Regions from separate parts of the Homo sapiens genome. Here region 2 is linked to region 1. Evidence: chromatin contacts called from ENCODE Hi-C or POLR2A ChIA-PET data. All regions are on one chromosome and are shown on one strand. Each heading gives the region's core, a stretch centred on a gene start or an enhancer-like site at or near the end of the contact. The rest is flanking DNA. Distances are from core to core; before and after follow the strand shown. Region 1 overlaps GNAL (G protein subunit alpha L). Region 2 overlaps GNAL (G protein subunit alpha L).

Region 1 (2,990 bases), core at 125-2,624:
ATTATTTAGCTCCCACTTGTAAGTGAGAACATGTGGTGTTTGTTTTTCTGTTTCTGAATTGTTTTCCTTAAGATAGTGACCTCCAGTTCCCTCCATGTATCTGCAAAAGACATGATTTCACTTTTTTATGGCCAAAAAGTATTCTATTGCGTGTATATATACCACATCCAGTCATCCATGGGTGAGCACTTTGGTTGATTCCATATCTTTGCAATTGTGAATATCACTGTGATACACATATGAGTGTAGGTATCTTTTTGACATAATGATTTCTTTTCCTTTGGATATATACCTAGTAGTGAGATTGCAGGATAGAATGGTAGTTCTATTTTTGATTATTTGAGGAATCTCCATACTGTTTTCCATAGAAGTTGTGCTAATTTACATTCTTAAGAACAATGTATAAGTGTCCCTTTTCTCTCCATCCTCCCCAGCATGTTATTTTTTTGTCTTTTTAGTAATAGCCATTCTGACTGCTATAAGATGATATCTCACTGTGGTTTTAATTTGCATTTATCTGATGATTAGTTATGTTGAGCATTTTTTCATATGCTTGTTGGCCATTTGTATGTCTTCTTTTTAAAAGTGTCTATTCATGTCATTTGCCCACTTTTTAATGGGATTATTTGGGGGTTTTTGTAGAGTTGAGATTTTTATAAATTCTGGACATAGTCCCCTGTCAGATGCAGAGTTTGCAGATATTTTCACTCATTCTGCAGGTTGTCTGTTCACTCTGCTGATTATTTCTTTTGCTGTGCAGCAGCTTTTTAGTTTAATTAAGTCCCATTTGTCTATTTGTGTTTTCGTTGCATTTGCTGTTGAGGTCTTAGTCATGAATTCTTTGCCTAGACCAATGTCCAGAAGAGTTTTCCCTAGGTTTCCTTTTAGTATTTTTATAGTTTCAAGTCTTACAATTAAGCCTGTAATCCATCTTCAGTCGATTTTTGTATATAGTGAGAGATAGGTTACCCCTCTCAGGAACAGTGAGTATTAGAGGAAAAAGAATTCGAAGGAAGAAAGAAACTGTGTGCCCAGCATTGCGGCCCATTAACTGTCCTTCCACTTTGATATTCACATAGACGTCCTCCTGTTGAGGGAGGCTGGTGAAAGGGAAGCAGGGCTGAAGAATACCAAGGGCCTTCTCAATATTGTGAAGTACTCTTTTTTTTTTTTTTTTAACTTTTATCTTAAGTTCAGGGATAATTTGTTACACAGAAATGATTTGTTCTCATCATTTAGCTCACACTTATAGGTGAGAACATGTGTTATTTGGTATTCTGTTCTTGTGTTAGTTTGCTAAAAATAACCTGCAGCTCGAGCTCCTGACCTCAAGTGATCCGCCCGCCTCGGCCTCCCACAGTGCTGGTATTACAGGCGTGAGTCATCACAACTGGCCTGGCCAACATGGTGAAACCCCGTCTCTACTAAAAATACAAAAATTAGCCGGGCATGGTGGCGCACGCCTGTAGTTCCAGCTACTGGGGAGGCTGAGGCAGGAGAATTGCTTAAACCTGGGAGGCAGAGGTTGCAGTGAGTGGAGATTGTGCCAATACACTCCAGCCTGGGTGATAGAGCGAGACTCTGTCTCAAAAAAAAAAAAGAAAGAAAGAAAAGAACAACCTCCAGCTCTACATCCTCGCAAAGGACATGGTCTCATTCTTTTTACAGCTGCATAGTAATCATTGGATTGTTTTGAGCCCACCTGTAATGCGATTTGACTTATGGTTTCAACGATTCACTGGCTGCTGAGTGGAATGGACTGTGGTGAGAAGGGTGGGAACAGACCAGATAGGAGGCTGTGGCCATAACTGCGTGGACTAGATGATGATGGCTTCAGTCAGGAATTTAGCAGTGCGAGAATCAGAATCTGGATAGATTCTCAAGGTACAGCCAAGAGTATTTCCTTAAAGATCACAGGGATGTCTCCAAGGAGTTTGGCCTAAGCCGGGCCGTGGGGGGAAACCGCAGGTGGAGCAGGTTTGGGGAGGAAGATTAAGAGTTCTGTTTGGCACTTGCTGAGTTGTAGTTGCCTGTTGAATTCAAGCAGTGATGTCAGGCAGGCAATTGGATGTGCAAGTCCAGAATTCAGAGGAGAGGCCTAAGCTGGAGATGTCCATTTGGAGTCACTAGTATATTCATGGTGTGCATGCCACAAAGTGGAGATCGCCAAGGCAGTGAGCTTACATAGAGAGGGGGGCCCAGCACCAACCCTGGATCCCTCTAGGATTAGGAGGCTGTGGGAAGAGAGGGAGCCAGCAGTGAACCCTGAGCAAAAGTGGCCATGATGTCTTGAAGGCCAAGACAGTGTTTCACGGGGAGGGTGTAGTCAGCCCTGTCAGGTGCTAATGATGAGCCAGGTCAGATGAGGACCAAGGTCCCCTGAAAGCAGCCTGAATGTCATTGGTGACCCTCATCACACAGGAGAAACCACACTTCCTTGTCCAGCCCAGCCTTCTTTTTTTTTTTTTTTTAAAGACTTTGTTTGTCCCTACTCTACCCTCACAGGTCTTCTTACCCATTCCAGGACCATGATAAATATTTGCTGAGTGAATCGGTGAATGACAGGCCTTACTTTGGTTGAGTCACTCTGCAGGGAGTGGAAGGAATCGCCACTCTCCCCAGACTCTACTCTCCTCCAATCACTCACCCTGCACTCCAAGCTCCAAAGCAAAAGAGCGCCTCTGCCCGTTTTACTGCTGTCCCTCTTCCCTCACAGTGTGGCCCAGGAAGCTCAGAAAGTGGCTGTGGCTGGAGCAGAAGGCCAGGAAGAGGTACTAAGCCAGGCTTTGGGGCTTTCTTATTTGATTATTTGGAATTGTCAGGAATTCCAAGAATGTTGGGACTATCTCTGTGCGAATTTAAATCTGAAACGCATTAGAAAGTTAGATAAGTGTTACCCTCATGTAACATCTGCCATGCTACCCACCTGGATAGGATAAATAGTAGAGTTTTTAATGAAGTTATTAAATGTTCAGAGAGGAATTAATCAT
Region 2 (2,990 bases), core at 257-2,756, 66 kb after region 1:
CCAGCTACTTTTTGTATTTTTAGTAGAGACAGGGTTTCACAGTGTTGGTCAGGCTGGTCTCGAACTCCTGACCTCGTGATCTGCCCACCTCTGCCCCACAAAGTGCTGGGATTACAGGCGTGAGCCACCACACGTGGCCAAATTGTGTTATTAATTGATAGTAAGATTCCTGTAGACTAATCAGTTAGCTTGATTCCTTTGAAGTGATGGAGGCGGAAGAAGAACCAAGCCAGCTGCATGTTAAGCTCTGTGTTATTAGCTAATGAGTCATATATTACTTTGTTGTTGTTAACACTTTCACTTCTAATGTGAGTTTTCCGACCTTTTATTGGTAAATTACACCACAGAAATTCAAGTGAACTCATTACATAAGTAAATCTTAGCTTTGGTTCCAATAAATCTATATCCCCCATGGGACTGAATTAGAAAGTGCTTAACTACAGATTGAGTATCCCTTATCCGAAATGCTTGGGACCAAAAGTGTTTAAGATTTCTTGTTGTTGTTGTTTTTTGGAATAGTTGCATTATACTTACTAGTCCAGCATCCCTAATATGAAAATGCAAAGTGTCAAATGCTCCGACAAGCATTTCCTTCGAGCATCATGTCAGTGCTGAAAAAGTTTTGGATTTTGAAGCATTTTGGATTTTGTGTTTTTGGATTAGGGATGCTCAACCTGTACCTATATTTGTTTATCATTCTTTACAGATGGAATGAGGATACTGGTGTACTGAACTTTCTTGAATCCTATACATTTTTAGGAAGACGATGGTATTCTTTTAATTTAGCAACTTCTATGTTAGAGGCACTTTCATGTACTAGTGTATGTGAAATTTGTATGTTTATTTTTCCTTTTTTAGGTGGTTACGGACCATTTCTATCATCTTGTTCTTGAACAAACAAGATATGCTGGCAGAAAAAGTCTTGGCAGGGAAATCAAAAATTGAAGACTATTTCCCAGAATATGCAAATTATACTGTTCCTGAAGACGGTAAGATTTCAAAACACATTCTTATGATTGAGGAATAGAATTGTTTTATTAATAGTCCTGTAACTCTAATTCACATACCTCTGATGAATCAAAGAAATTCACTTTATTTAAATCAATTTTCTTTCTACTGCCCATATCCTAAAGTATTAGAGTGTTACAAGGTCCTATTTGTAATCGGATCCCATTTGTAAATGTTTCCGAGTTTGACTTTCCATTGAAACCGTGCAGCAGAAGAAAGAGCCATTTTGGGATGTGACTGTGTCATGCTGGTATGAGCTCTCCCTCTAGTGCCTTTGGCTGGGTGTGACATGACAGGTGCCTTGTTAGTCCTTGATACAGACCTTCTCACTTCACCCTCAGATGACCCTGCATGGTAGTTTCTATTATTTTTTCCCGTGGAAAGAGAGTCTGAGAGAGGAGAGATAGCGTGTTCAAAGCCACACGGGTAGAGTCATGCAGGCAAGGCAGTCCTTGCACCCTTTGTCCCCAAGCCCATGCTGGCAGCAGCCGCGCTTATCTGCTCCTGTCTCTAGCCTTGCTGTGGCTGCAGCCTTGGGGATTTCCAGCAGGGCCAGCAGCCATCCCAGGCCACCTGAGACTGAGGGGTTTCCGGGGCACGGGACCGTCAGTGCTAAAGCTGGGAAGGTAGACCAGGAAGAGTTGGTCACTCCGTTTCCAGTCGCTTACACTTCAGTTTCCAGTGAACACCAGGTCTACCAGAGGCTCATAGGAGTGATTTAAGGTGAAATAACACCGCTTCTTACATCTTGAATTCCAAACTAGAAAACGCAGAATAAAAGACACTTTCCTGGAAAATATAGTTAAGATTTGGAAAATTTATTTTTTATCCTCAATGAAGAGGGAAAAGAAAACTTGCATTTGTCATTAAACTTTTTTGCTCCTTATGTTCAATGTTCTTTTCTCCCTCATGGGAGAGGCATTATATAAGTATATTCATAGTAAAATCCTGACCCTTGTGGGGCCTTCCAACAAAATCCTACTGCTATCACCTGTGTCATAAAGACCCGAAAAAAATTCCTACTGCTACATATTTCCTTATAGGAATAAATAATAGACATTGGAAATGGGCCTGAGCACCAGCTCTGCCTGTGGTCTCACCAGACCCAGCTGCTTTCATGAGCCACCAGCAGTCTCCGCACCCGCCAGAGGGTCACTCAGCGTGAGGTCAAGGTCCAGGCTCTTCCTGAGACCAAATCAAGTGGAAATCTCATTGCAGTTCATCACTGCCTTGCTCTACCCGCAGCCTGATGATGTGCTTTCCAGGACTGAGGCCGGGTGCCGCTTGCCCATGGCACATCATCAGAGCATGGCTTCTGCTGCGCTTTCTGTGGCTGGCATTGCCAGTTTCCCAGCAAGCTGGGTCTTTAATTCTCCCGCTAACCGCCTCTTGCCACCTCCTGTCACTCAGCTCAGGCAGTGGCTCGGCGGCCGGGGGGTCCTTCCAACAGGGTCTGCCTCCCCAGGCCCTTCCCTCTTTCCCTCCTCATGGCTGTGGTCCAGGCCCTCACTCCTCTCGTCTCAGCAGCTGCCACAGCTTCCTGCCTGACCTCCTGTAGCTGGTCACTCACCTTTCCAGAACATTCTGTGAACTACCAAAGTCACCCTTCTGAGACACAACCTTACCTGCTTAGGAGCACCAAGGAGAAGCACCACCACTGGCTGACAGCCAAGGCCACCTGCCCAGCCGCGGGTGCTGAAGGGCTTCCGTCCAGGGGCTGAGGGGACCCTGGCTTGCTGCCTCGGTGCCAGGCCCAGTGACTGCTCTTCACCCAGCAGCATGCGTCATCTCCATCTGTGCCCTGCCTCTCCCAAGAGACTCACCCATCCCTGAGCATCTGCAGCACCTGCTGGAAGCCTGGGACCACCATCAACTCCAACGTCAACTCTCACTTAGCAATTAAAAGGAACTAACAGTTGGTCCATGTGACGGCATGGGTTAAACTCACAGTAATTGTGCTGACAGAAAGAATCAAAGCAAAA

Evidence for each region. Hi-C counts contacts between places; a loop is a spot of excess contacts on that map. ChIA-PET counts read pairs that join two places held with the same protein, here RNA polymerase II (POLR2A). Pooled maps may share reads with other maps.
Region 2: a loop to region 1 is called in a map of gastrocnemius medialis, with 2.9 times the contacts of the local background. The contact joins two enhancer-like sites. A Hi-C loop is called at or near these places in 2 of 168 maps with a recorded cell type or tissue (PC-9 and gastrocnemius medialis) and 3 of 50 pooled maps. POLR2A ChIA-PET finds 5 or more read pairs at or near these places in 5 of 52 experiments (K562, T-cell, activated CD4-positive, alpha-beta T cell and 2 more).

The regions. Positions count from the first base shown.
Region 1 is chr18:11,805,571-11,808,560 of GRCh38, forward strand. The region is part of intron 4 of GNAL (G protein subunit alpha L); the gene reads left to right. Among named protein-coding and RNA genes, the nearest start is that of CHMP1B, 44 kb to the right of the region's middle. Within about 2 kb of position 1,375, at least 5 of the 41 ENCODE cell types and tissues checked have a DNase peak (open chromatin) inside an H3K27ac peak, as active enhancers do.
Region 2 is chr18:11,871,410-11,874,399 of GRCh38, forward strand. GNAL (G protein subunit alpha L) reads left to right here. Exons shown (of 12, transcript NM_182978.4): 10 at 859-989. Among named protein-coding and RNA genes, the nearest start is that of CHMP1B, 21 kb to the left of the region's middle. Within about 2 kb of position 1,507, at least 4 of the 41 ENCODE cell types and tissues checked have a DNase peak (open chromatin) inside an H3K27ac peak, as active enhancers do.